Regions from separate parts of the Homo sapiens genome. Here region 1 is linked to region 2. Evidence: chromatin contacts called from ENCODE Hi-C or POLR2A ChIA-PET data. All regions are on one chromosome and are shown on one strand. Each heading gives the region's core, a stretch centred on a gene start or an enhancer-like site at or near the end of the contact. The rest is flanking DNA. Distances are from core to core; before and after follow the strand shown.

Region 1 (5,377 bases), core at 2,596-5,095, 250 kb after region 2:
CCAGGAAGATGAGGCCCAAACACTGGCTTTGCTGTCCATCTGCTGTTTTTTTTTCTTTGTTTTGTTTTGTTTTGCTTTGAGACAGTCTTGCTCTGTTGCCCAGGCTGAAGTGCAATGGCGCGATCTTGGCTCCCCGCAACCTCCACCTCTCAGACTCAAGCGATTCTCCTGCTTCAGCCTCCTGAGTAGCTGGGATTACAGGCTCACACCACTACTGCCCAGCTAATTTTTGCATTTTTAGTAGAGACAGGGTTTCACCGTATTGGCCAGGCTGGTCTTGAACTCCTGGCATCAAGTGATCTGCCCTCCTCGGCCTCCCAAAGTGCCGGAATTCCAGGCGTGAGCCACCGCAGCTGGCCACCTTCAGCCTTATTTAAATCTTTCTGAGATTCACATGCACCCTTAGCAGAAAATTGTATATCTTTTATCATTAGCTTTGGTCCAAGAAACCCCATCCCTTTTTCACTACCTTGTCTTCATAGCCAATTGTTCATATCTTTTTCTCTTCCTAAGCTGCAAAGTTCACCCAAAATAAATGGAAATCACACCAGACTCTCAGTTTTCTACTGAGTTTTTCGTGTCATTACAGACTGCCTTTTCTCCTCCAGGTTCTTTCTGGTTCCTGCCCACGTCCCTGCAGTACGGGTGGCTGAGGTGTGGGAGCTCTTCACCCAGGCTCTAGCAGATAGCGTGGATTTTGGCAAGGCGAGGACTCACAGAGGTGCCTCTGCGCCTTCCAGCAAGGACTCACCCTTCAATGTCGCACGTTGTTGTGAATGTGAAGTGTCTGTTCACAGATGTGGGGGGAATAGTCCCTAGGGTCTGGCCATGTGGTATCCTTGCTTGTCAGAGTTTAAAGAGACTTGACAGTAAGATCCAGGTTCCAAGCCACACAGCATTTCTTTTTTCCTTGGGGAAAATAAAATAATCTCTTTCTCACTTTCTAGCTCTTTCCAAGTGCCACTCTGCTTCCTTCTCAGTGTAATCCAAAGAGTCAGAACAATGACTGACCTAAGCCCAGTTCATTCTGCAGATGGCCAATTCCAAAAGCCATGTGTCCAGCTTCACTCTAGCATGAGGTGTCAGGAGTCTGGTCAGCAGCCAGAAAGCCCAAGCATGTGGCTCTGATGGAGCAATTGCTCCGCCTTGTAGGGTGATGACGTGGGGATGGGTACCAGTTCCTGCTGGTGTCTTGTAGGAGAATTATCATTGGGACCTTGCTCACTCTCTCTATACCCTTTACGGTGCTTGGGTCCATCAGCTCTCCAGCTAGAGAATAGCAGCAACTATTTATCAAGCCTGTGTTCAACCCCAAACTATCAAGATGCCATGAAGAGACTGACCACTATGGCACAGAAGTCGAAATGGACGCCAGGCACTCAAAGCAGTGGGATGGCTCCAGCCAGTGGAACATTTTGCTTGGGCTTCAAGTAGCTACATCTCTTTCTGCTTTTCTCCTTCTGTAGCTTGCTTCGTTTATCACAGGTGAGGATTCCATGCAGTTGCTCAAAGACACAGAAAGCCTGGACTCACCTGCTCTGGGCAGTTCTGCTGCCCACAGTGTGGCTATGCCTTGCTTCTCCCTCTCCCGTATTTATTCCCAATTTCAGGTTCTTCACATTATCAAACTCATTTTCTTTCCAGCTTCTCTTCTCAGTTGTTTCTTCCATGTCTGGAGCCCGTTAGTCTGACATTCTAGGGACTATTTGTATTGAGCTGCCTGGGTGGTCGTTCTTCCTTTGACCTTGGAGAATCCTACAGGCATTGCCAATTGGCTCAAGTTGGGACCACTGCGATGGGTCCTGTATACCATCACACACCATCTCTATATTTTGAAACTTTTCTCAAAATATTTTTCTATATCTCATTAACTATAGGCTTCAAGGCAAATGTTTTTAGACCCCATGTGAAACTTTATCCTAACCCTCACTTCTTTTACACACACCTAGGAATATACTTTCCCATTTTGGGGTAAAGAGAATGTTTAATCCATATTCAGTATTGAAAGAATCTCCCAATCAGGTGACTCAATGCAATTTGTCAAGAACCTGGTTGTGTGATGAAGTGTGACTTTCAGTCTAGTGAACACACTTCTCAAAGCAGTGGAATATTTTCCTTTGAACGGAATTTTTATTTCCCTAATTGGCACTTCGAACTACTTTTCATTTTATTTCATTTATTTATTTTTGCCCTCAGATTACAGCATCTGTGGAAATTGCAAAGCTTGCTGCAAAACCTGCCCCAGTGGCCGGCACTGAAGAGATTTCTTCAGCTTGATGGAGCTCTCAGAAATGCGATAGCTCAGAATTTACATTTTGTCCAAGGTAAGCTAGCTTTGGTGTTATTTGTCCCTGACTCACTAAGAGTAAATGTGAAATTTATTGGAAAATGGACTTGAAACTGCCTGACACATTGTAAAGTTGGGAGATAACTTTGCTGGTGTCATATGCATATTTATGCTTTACTCTGATGCCTTCTAGGGGATTTAAAATACAGCACACCAAGGCTAAATAAACAATAAGGGCACAGTGAAGAGCGCATCCTTCTGTTTTCCTTAAGCCCATGCTGTGGCCTATGACAAGCAGTGTCCTAAGGCTGGGTTGACTTTCACATTCACGGCAGCATCTGTGGTTTTCAGGCTGGAAAGGGACCAGAGTGCGTTGTGAATAAGCGTATCTTTTGTATTCTGTTCCTTCTACTGCCTCCTCCCACCAATGCTTCTTGGTGTCCGGTAGGGAGAGTGTGTTCCCCCTGGGTTTGCAGAATGCCCTTCTTTGAACTTTCTTGACTATGGTGAGCATTATTCTTTCTTCCCTCTTCTGAGGAAGTTGGGTTTGGACTTTTGCCCAGATGGGCTGCAGCCTTTTCATTTTCTCAGGGAGGAGAGGGAAAAAGTGAGGGGGGATGTTACTTTAGAAGTAAAAACTCATTCTCACTAGTCTTTGGAAAGGACAAAATGATATTACAATGACTCCTGTTTTCCTTTCTAAGGAAGAGAAGAAAATGTATAATAATAGGTCAAGTTTTTAAAAAATCCATGTTTTCAGGATCCAGTTTATTGATTCATGGCCATGTATAAAAGTCAAGCTTACTTACCTTAGGTGAATAATAATCAATTTGTCTACTTTGCAGAAGTCCTCATTTGCCTGGAGACATCAGCTAATGATTTTAAATGGTTTGAACTTAACCAATTGAAACTGGAAAAGGATGTGTTCTTTTGGGAGCTGAAACAGGTAAAGCACAACAAATAATTATAAATAAGCATTTTTAATAAAACATTCAAGAAGCTCATGCAATATTCAGTTTTGCTCCTTTTGTGAATTGTGCTAGCTAAAAAAGGGAACAATATGCAGGTTTTTCAAAACTTTATGTTGTGTTTAAAATGTTTATCATTGCTTATTATATTTGCAGTTCTTGAGCCCATGAAGAGGGTATCTAAGCCTCTTTAAATGTTACTCCTTCCCACTCTTATTAATCTTTTAGATGTTGGCGAAGAATGCTGTCTGCCCGAATGGTCGTTTCTCTGAGAAGGAGGTCTTTTTGCCGCCTGGAAACTCCAGCATATGGGGTGGTCTCCAGGGACTGTTGTGCTATTGTAACTCCTCTGAGACGAGTGTTTTAAACAAGCTACTTGGTTCAGTAGAGGATGCTGTAAGTATTCTACCATCTTAGCTCTTCTAAGGGCACAAATTTAAGATTAAATTCACCAAAGATGCTAATATTTAACCTGGAGTTTCGATGAGGAAAGTTTTGCCGTAAGCCCACACACTTAAAGGAAGCTGGCTCTCTGAACTCCAGCTGCCCTTCAATGCTGGCCTTTCTGTCTGACTGAAAGGTTGTATGCCACCCGCCTGGCCAAAACCTACTTGAAATTCCTCAAACTTTCAAAACATACCACTTCTTCTTTTCTGGCTTCCTGGATCCTTGATCTGCTTCATTCTTGGCTGCACATGCTAAGAAAAGCAGAGGAGTCTCTGGTGATTAGTCAATCCCAGCAAAACTGTGGCTTTGAGTGGTTACAAGCTTTAAAAGTCATATTCCTCTCATGTAACTGCCCAGGACAATGGGCTACCCCTGTTCAGCGCTCAAGTGGGACTGCAGAATGTTGAACGATTTGTTTGGAAAGATTATTTTGTCAAGTTCCAGCCCTATTCTTCTTACTGAGAATTAAAATTACAATATTTATATTTTTAGAGTTCATTTTTCTCTCTCAGTATTACCTTTTTTTTTTATATCCTTATATACCATGGAAATAAAACCAGTGAAATAATGAAACTAGTGAAATATAAATGGTGTCTCAGCAAAATGAAAATTGGGATAGTAATTGAATAGTGTGCATAATTCAATCACCGATTTCTTAGCATCTACTCTGTGCATGACAGTATGCTGAAGGGAGTACAAACATGAAGAAGACACTATCTTGGTAGAGAAGGGCAAACAACAGTGAGAGCCTTGGAGCTCAGCATCTAGGAGTCTTCCCAAATAAGTCAATGAGCCTTAGATGAGGTGTAAGATTTGGAAGCAAAGAGAAGTCAGGAGAGGATGCTAAGCAGGCAGAAAATTATATGTGAAGGGCTGGGCATAGTAGCTCATGCCTGTAGTCCCAGCACTTTGGGAGGTCTAGGTGGGCAGATCGTTTGAGCCCAGGAGTTTAAGACCAACCTGGGCAACATAGCTAAACCCCATCTCTACAAAAATGAAAACAAAAATTAGCCAGATGTGGTGGCACATGCCTGTAATACCAGCTACTCAGGAGGCTGAGGTGGGAGAATTGCTTGAGCCCAGCAGGTCAAGGCTGCAGTGAGCCATGATCACACCATTGCACTCCAGCCTGGGTGACAATGTGAGACCCTATTAAAAAAATAAAGAAAAGAAAATAAATAAGAAAAGTGTATGTGAATGCATGCAGGCACAAAAAACATTACCTGTTTGCAAATACCTTTCTTGCTACTAGATGTCAGCTCTTTCCTGGCAGAAATCCTATCTCAAATTTATTTTTATCTGTAAAGTCTAACTTGTAGTCTCATACGAAGCAGGGAACTATGTATTTATAGGTTACATATACTTGAGGTAGCCTTTTGGATGATGCCTACGATACGTATCACTAACAAATCACCCCAAAGCTCAGTGACCTAAAACAAAACACATTATTTTCTCGCTCTTCTGACTCTGGGTTGACCAGTCTCCGTGGGGTGGTTCTTCTGATGGTCTTACTGGGCATCATTCATGTAGTTGCAGTCAGATGGCCGTGAGGGCTGGAGTCTGGTTAGCTAGGATACTGAGACGAGGGCCTCTCATCCTCCTCTCAGACTCAAGATGTCTCTTCTCCAGGTAACCTCTCCATATGGCCTTTCAGCAGGGTAGCCAGACTTCTGAC
Region 2 (5,196 bases), core at 398-2,897:
TGCTGGCAGCAATATTGCTCTTTAAGGCATTGAGATGTTTATGTATATGCACATCAAAAGCACAGCACTTTTTTCTTTACCTTATGATGCAGAGACATTTGTTCACATGTTTTCCTGCTGACCCTCTCTCCACTATTACCCTATTGTCCTGCCACATCCCCCCTCTCCGAGAAACACCCCATAATGATCAATAAATACTAAGGGAACTCAGAGACTGGTGCCGGCGCGGGTCCTCCGTATGCTGAGCGCTGGTCCCCTGGGCCCACTCTTCTTTCTCTATACTTTGTCTCTTTGTCTCTTTCTTTTCTCAAGTCTCTCGTTCCACCTGACGAGAAACGCCCACAGGTGGGGAGGGGCAGGCCACCCCTTCATATGTACACATGACTCAAGCCTCATATATTCTCTTTAGCTTAAGACAGGAGTGCTAGTTTTATTTCTACCTCCTTTATCACCTTGTTGGGTTTTTTTAAGAAACAGGATCTGATGGAATACTATGCAGCCATAAAAAAGAACAAGATCGTGTCCTTTGCAGGGACATGGATGGAGCTGGAGGCCGTTATCCACAGCAAACTAACACAGGAACAGAAAAACAAATACTCTATGTTCTCACTTGTAAGTGGGAGCTAAATAATGAGAACACATGAACACAAAGCGGAGCAACAGACACTGAGATCTACTTGAGGGTGGGGGGTGGGAGGAGGGAGAGGAGCAGAGAAATACCTGTTGGGTATTACTACTTACCGCCTGTATAACAAACCTGCACATATACCTCTGAACCTAAAATAAAAGTTAAAATAAAAAACAAATAAACAACAAAACAAAACAAACCAAAAAAACGGGGTCTGGCCATGCTGCCCAGGCTGGCCTCGAATTCCTGGGCTCCAGTGATCCTCCTGCTTTAGCCTTTTAAGGAGCTGGGATCACAGGAGCAGATACTGCGCCCAGTCCTTTTATCACCTTGTTTTAATTTTACTTGGTTCATAAATTCTTTAATGTAGAAGAAAATGATGAGAAGCAGTTTTTATTACTAAAGGATTCCTGCCTTTGGGATTCACCCATAATTTGTCTAAATAATGAACGTGTTCACCTTTCTGAGATGGAACTTAGCTGCTCAAACTCAACTTTTCAGAGACACCACTTGCAGGTGGTGTGGGCTTCTATGAAAGGACAGCAGCCCTTTGTTTTGAAACTCCAGATATGGAATGTAGAGGCATTTGGGTGACATATAAGGCAGGCTGTTTAACCCAGGGCCCTCCTCCAGATGGGAAGATCATAATTGAAGGCATAAACCTATATAAGGCAAAAGTGGGAGTAGACAGTAAAACCAAAAAACAAAACAAAACAAAACAAAACAAACCCCAAAACAAACAAACAGAAAAACCAAAAAGTGAAGATGGCCAAATGGCGCCTGGAGAGAAAGAACACAAACTACTCGGGCTGTACGTGGACCCAGCAGCGCAGGACTTAAGCGGCAGGTTCCCAGGAAGGCCGGAGGAGGGTGTCCATGTGGGGAGCGTGTGGGTGAAAGCGTGAGGGGGAGTGTGGGGGAAAGGAGCCCAAATCTGCGGCTTAGCTAACAGTCATTTCAAAAAGCAGTTACAACGCCTCCACGCCCCTCCAGCCCCGCCTGGCCCAGCAGAGGGCTCTCTTCTTCCTCCCATCTCTAAGACCACTGCCGGCGCCGCCCCAGAACCGCCCACAAGAGCATGGCCTCTGCACAAAGTGGTGACCCCGCGGCCCTCCTCTCCCCAGCAGCTCATGGTGTGGTGGGCCAGGCTGGCACCTCCTGTGCACTGCAGGAGTCCTCTCAGGGTCAGCTCTCCTGATAGCACACTTGTGACTCCCGACGAAATGGCCCGACCAGATGATTCCCGCTGCAAACTCACGACGGATGAGCCCCACCGTGCGCGCAAAGCTTCCTGCCGGCTTTGCACCGCCTAGCAATTCATGTGACAAGCATCACAGACATGGGAGAAAAGTGTTGTACAGGAAACAGAGAGACGCTACCCGCAAGGGGGAAAAGTGGGGCTAGGAAATCCAGACCCGGAAGCGAGCAGAAGAAAATGAGACAAGCCTACAGTTAATATATTCAGAAGCATAAGAGAAGGTACTGCCTTCATAAAAGAAAAAAATATAGGCTCTAAAAAAGGGAATATGTATAGAAACAAGAAGTCTCAGAAAGTATAATCATGACAGCAGGAATGAAAATTTCCGTAGAGGGGTTAAAATGTGAATTGATATGATCTTCCAGAAGGTGGAACAAAAAGCAGAAAAGGGAAAGAAGAAACACTTTTTAAAAATAATAAATTAGACAGTAAGTTGAATCCTCAGGATGCATGAGTGAAATCCCACGACAACAGTTGTGCATCAGGCCTACCTAACAAGGCTGGAGCAAAATGCTGAGGGCGCCAGAGGGATATCTTGGGAAAAAAAAAAGAAAATAAATGAAAAGAAAGTGAAGGAAGGAATAAAGAAAGGAAGAAATTTATAAGTTATCTGATGTGAATCAACATAATGGGGGAATATTTGTACTTCTGAAGAAGAATTTGGGAAAGTTTTAGTAATAGGAATGCAGAAAACTAAGCAAATTAAAGAAAAATAGGCTGGGCACCAGTGGCTCACGTCTGTAATCCCAGCACTGTGGGAGGCCAAGGCGGGAGGATCCTGAGCCCTGGAGTTTGAGACCAGCCTGGGCAACATAATAAGACCCTTATCTCTACTAAAAAATTTAAAAAACAATCCCACGAGTTTGAAGTTGCAGTGAGCTGTGATTGTTCTCCAACCTGGGCAACAGAGCTGAGACCCTGTCTCAAGAAAAAAAAAATGTAAAGCAATTATTACACTCAGAAACATTTAAAAAAATGGAAGAAAGTAGTATTTAAGTACACTAAATAGCTCAACTGAGAGCTGTTTTGTTCACATAGTCACTGTGAAAACATTGAGTATTGCTTGAACAAAAAGATAATACAGTCTTCTAGCAGTGCCTCAAATGTTAAACCTACATTTACCATGCTATCTAGGAATTCCAGTCTTAGGTATACACCCAAGGAAAACAAAAACTCATGTCCACACAAAAACTTGTACATGAATGTTTGTTGAAGCATTATACATAATGACCAAAAAAATGAAAATAATTCAAATGTCCATCAACTGATGAATAGATAAATAAAATGTCATATATCCATACAATGAAATGTTATTCAGCAATAAAAAATAAATGAAATATTGAGACATACTACATCATAAATGAACCTTGAAAACAGTATGCAAAGTTAAAGAAGCCATTCACAAAAGATCACACATTATAAATGATTCAATTTATATGAAATGTATAGAATAGGTAAATTTATTGAGACAAAGTAGACCAGTGGTTGCCAGGGGCTGGAGGAGTACACTAGGGGAATAGGAGGTGACGGCTAAGGGGTATGGGGTTTCTTTTTAGGGTAAGAAAAATGTTCTAAAATTGATTATGGTGATGGATACACAACTCTGTGAATACACTAAAAGCCACTGAAGGGTGTACTTTAAATGGGTGAATTAATTGTTATGGGAATTACATCTCCAGAAACCTGTTTTGTTTTTTAAATTAAGACATAAATATTTTGGGAAGATGGAAGTGCCATGGAAAAGAGTTAATCTTCATTTTCAATGAGAGGATGTCATAATCAAAACTGAAAAATCAGGAAATAATGGCAAAAGCCAACATGGAGGCAAGTACCCAAATAAACATCTAAAATTGTTGCAAGTAGAAGCTTTGGGATAATGAGAATTGGAGATGTGGAGAAGTGGGACAAGGAATTACTGTTTCTTTACAAACTTTATGGAAATATTTGATTTTTACTTATACATGTATAACTTTGATAAAAGTAAAAATAATAATATAAATCATTTGGTCCAACTCTCTCTCTTTGTAGGTGAGAAAGCAGAAGTCCAGGAAATAAGTGACACAACTAGTTATCTGTCCTAGTTCAGAGGACAGCCCCTAATTCCTAGCCAACCACCTTCTATCAGGCCAATCTGAATGACAAATTTAGATAGCTTCTTACATAGACAGAAAATTCCTTGGGTGCACTGGAGATGTTTCCTGACGGAGACACCTTCTCTGAGATGTGCTCCATGGTAACAGCAGTTGGTATGATCTTTGTAGCAAGCTTGATTAGGGTATGACCCTGGGAACCTGGAAAAGCCCAGCACTTTCCAGGGTAGACATCCGGCTGGAAAGAAAACACTGAATTAATCTCTTAACTAGTTATGTGAATCCATTCCCACAATACTGGTCAGCTAATCACTATTGACTGCAGATCTCTCTTATGCCTATCAAATAGGAAAACTCCCAAGGCACCTCTAGTGTGGTTGTTCTTCCAGAGCACTGTATGCTTATATCAATCAGAGCCCTTTATCATATGAGCATGTTTTCTTTCATTGCTCTAACTAGACTGTAAGCTGTTATAAGGCAGCTAGAGGGCATGAGTGGTGGTGCTGGTAAGGCTAGTGATGGTGGTAGTGAGGATGATGATGGTGACCATTGTGATCATTGTGGTGATGATGGTGGTAATAATGGTGGCAGTGGAGGTGACAGTGATGGTGGTGGTGGTAGTGGTGATGGTGATTGCAATGGTGGTCATGGCAATGGTATCACCTAAAAAGGTGGTGGTAGAGGTAATGGTGATGGTAGTAATGGTAGTGGTGGTTGTAGTGATGGTGATAATTGAAGTGGTAGTGGTGATGGTGATTGCAATAGTGGTCATGGCAATGGTATCACCTAAAAAGGTGGTGGTAGAGGTAATGGTGATGGTAGTAATGGTAGTGGTGGTGATAGTGATGGTGATAATTGAAGTGGTAGTGGTGATGGTGGTGATGAAGGTAGTGGTGGTGGTGGCAGTGATGGTGGTGGTGGTGGTGACAGTGATAGTGGTGGTGGTGATGATGATGGACATGGGGGTGGTGATGAAGAAAGATGGTGAGGTGGTGGTGGTGGTGGCAGTGATGGTGGCTGTGGTGGCAGTGATGGTGGTGGCGGTGATGGTGATGGACATGGAGGTTGTGATGAAGAAAGATGGTGCTGGTGGTGGTGATGAAGATGAGGGTTTTGATGGAGATGGGGGTGGTGGTGGTGGTTATGGTGGTAGAGAAGAAAAATGAGGTCTACTACTTTGTAGATATAAACTACAGCCTGGAATAAGATCAGTGGGTTTT

The links. Hi-C counts contacts between places; a loop is a spot of excess contacts on that map. ChIA-PET counts read pairs that join two places held with the same protein, here RNA polymerase II (POLR2A). Pooled maps may share reads with other maps.
Region 1: a map of Calu3 shows a loop between it and region 2 (3-fold over the local background). The contact joins two enhancer-like sites. A Hi-C loop is called at or near these places in 1 of 168 maps with a recorded cell type or tissue (Calu3), 13 of 37 single-sample maps with no recorded cell type and 10 of 50 pooled maps. POLR2A ChIA-PET finds 5 or more read pairs at or near these places in 2 of 52 experiments (OCI-LY7 and WTC11).

The regions. Positions count from the first base shown.
Region 1 is chr7:48,242,380-48,247,756 of GRCh38, forward strand. ABCA13 (ATP binding cassette subfamily A member 13) reads left to right here. Exons shown (of 62, transcript NM_152701.5): 11 at 2,197-2,324; 12 at 3,133-3,233; 13 at 3,484-3,651. Among named protein-coding and RNA genes, the nearest start is that of ABCA13, 74 kb to the left of the region's middle. RefSeq lists an enhancer at 2,422-3,621. Within about 2 kb of position 3,846, at least 4 of the 41 ENCODE cell types and tissues checked have a DNase peak (open chromatin) inside an H3K27ac peak, as active enhancers do.
Region 2 is chr7:47,990,269-47,995,464 of GRCh38, forward strand. It overlaps SUN3 (Sad1 and UNC84 domain containing 3), which reads right to left. Exons shown (of 10, transcript NM_001030019.2): 8 at 4,047-4,214. Among named protein-coding and RNA genes, the nearest start is that of HUS1, 13 kb to the left of the region's middle. RefSeq lists enhancers at 1-491, 1,677-1,906. Within about 2 kb of position 1,648, at least 25 of the 41 ENCODE cell types and tissues checked have a DNase peak (open chromatin) inside an H3K27ac peak, as active enhancers do.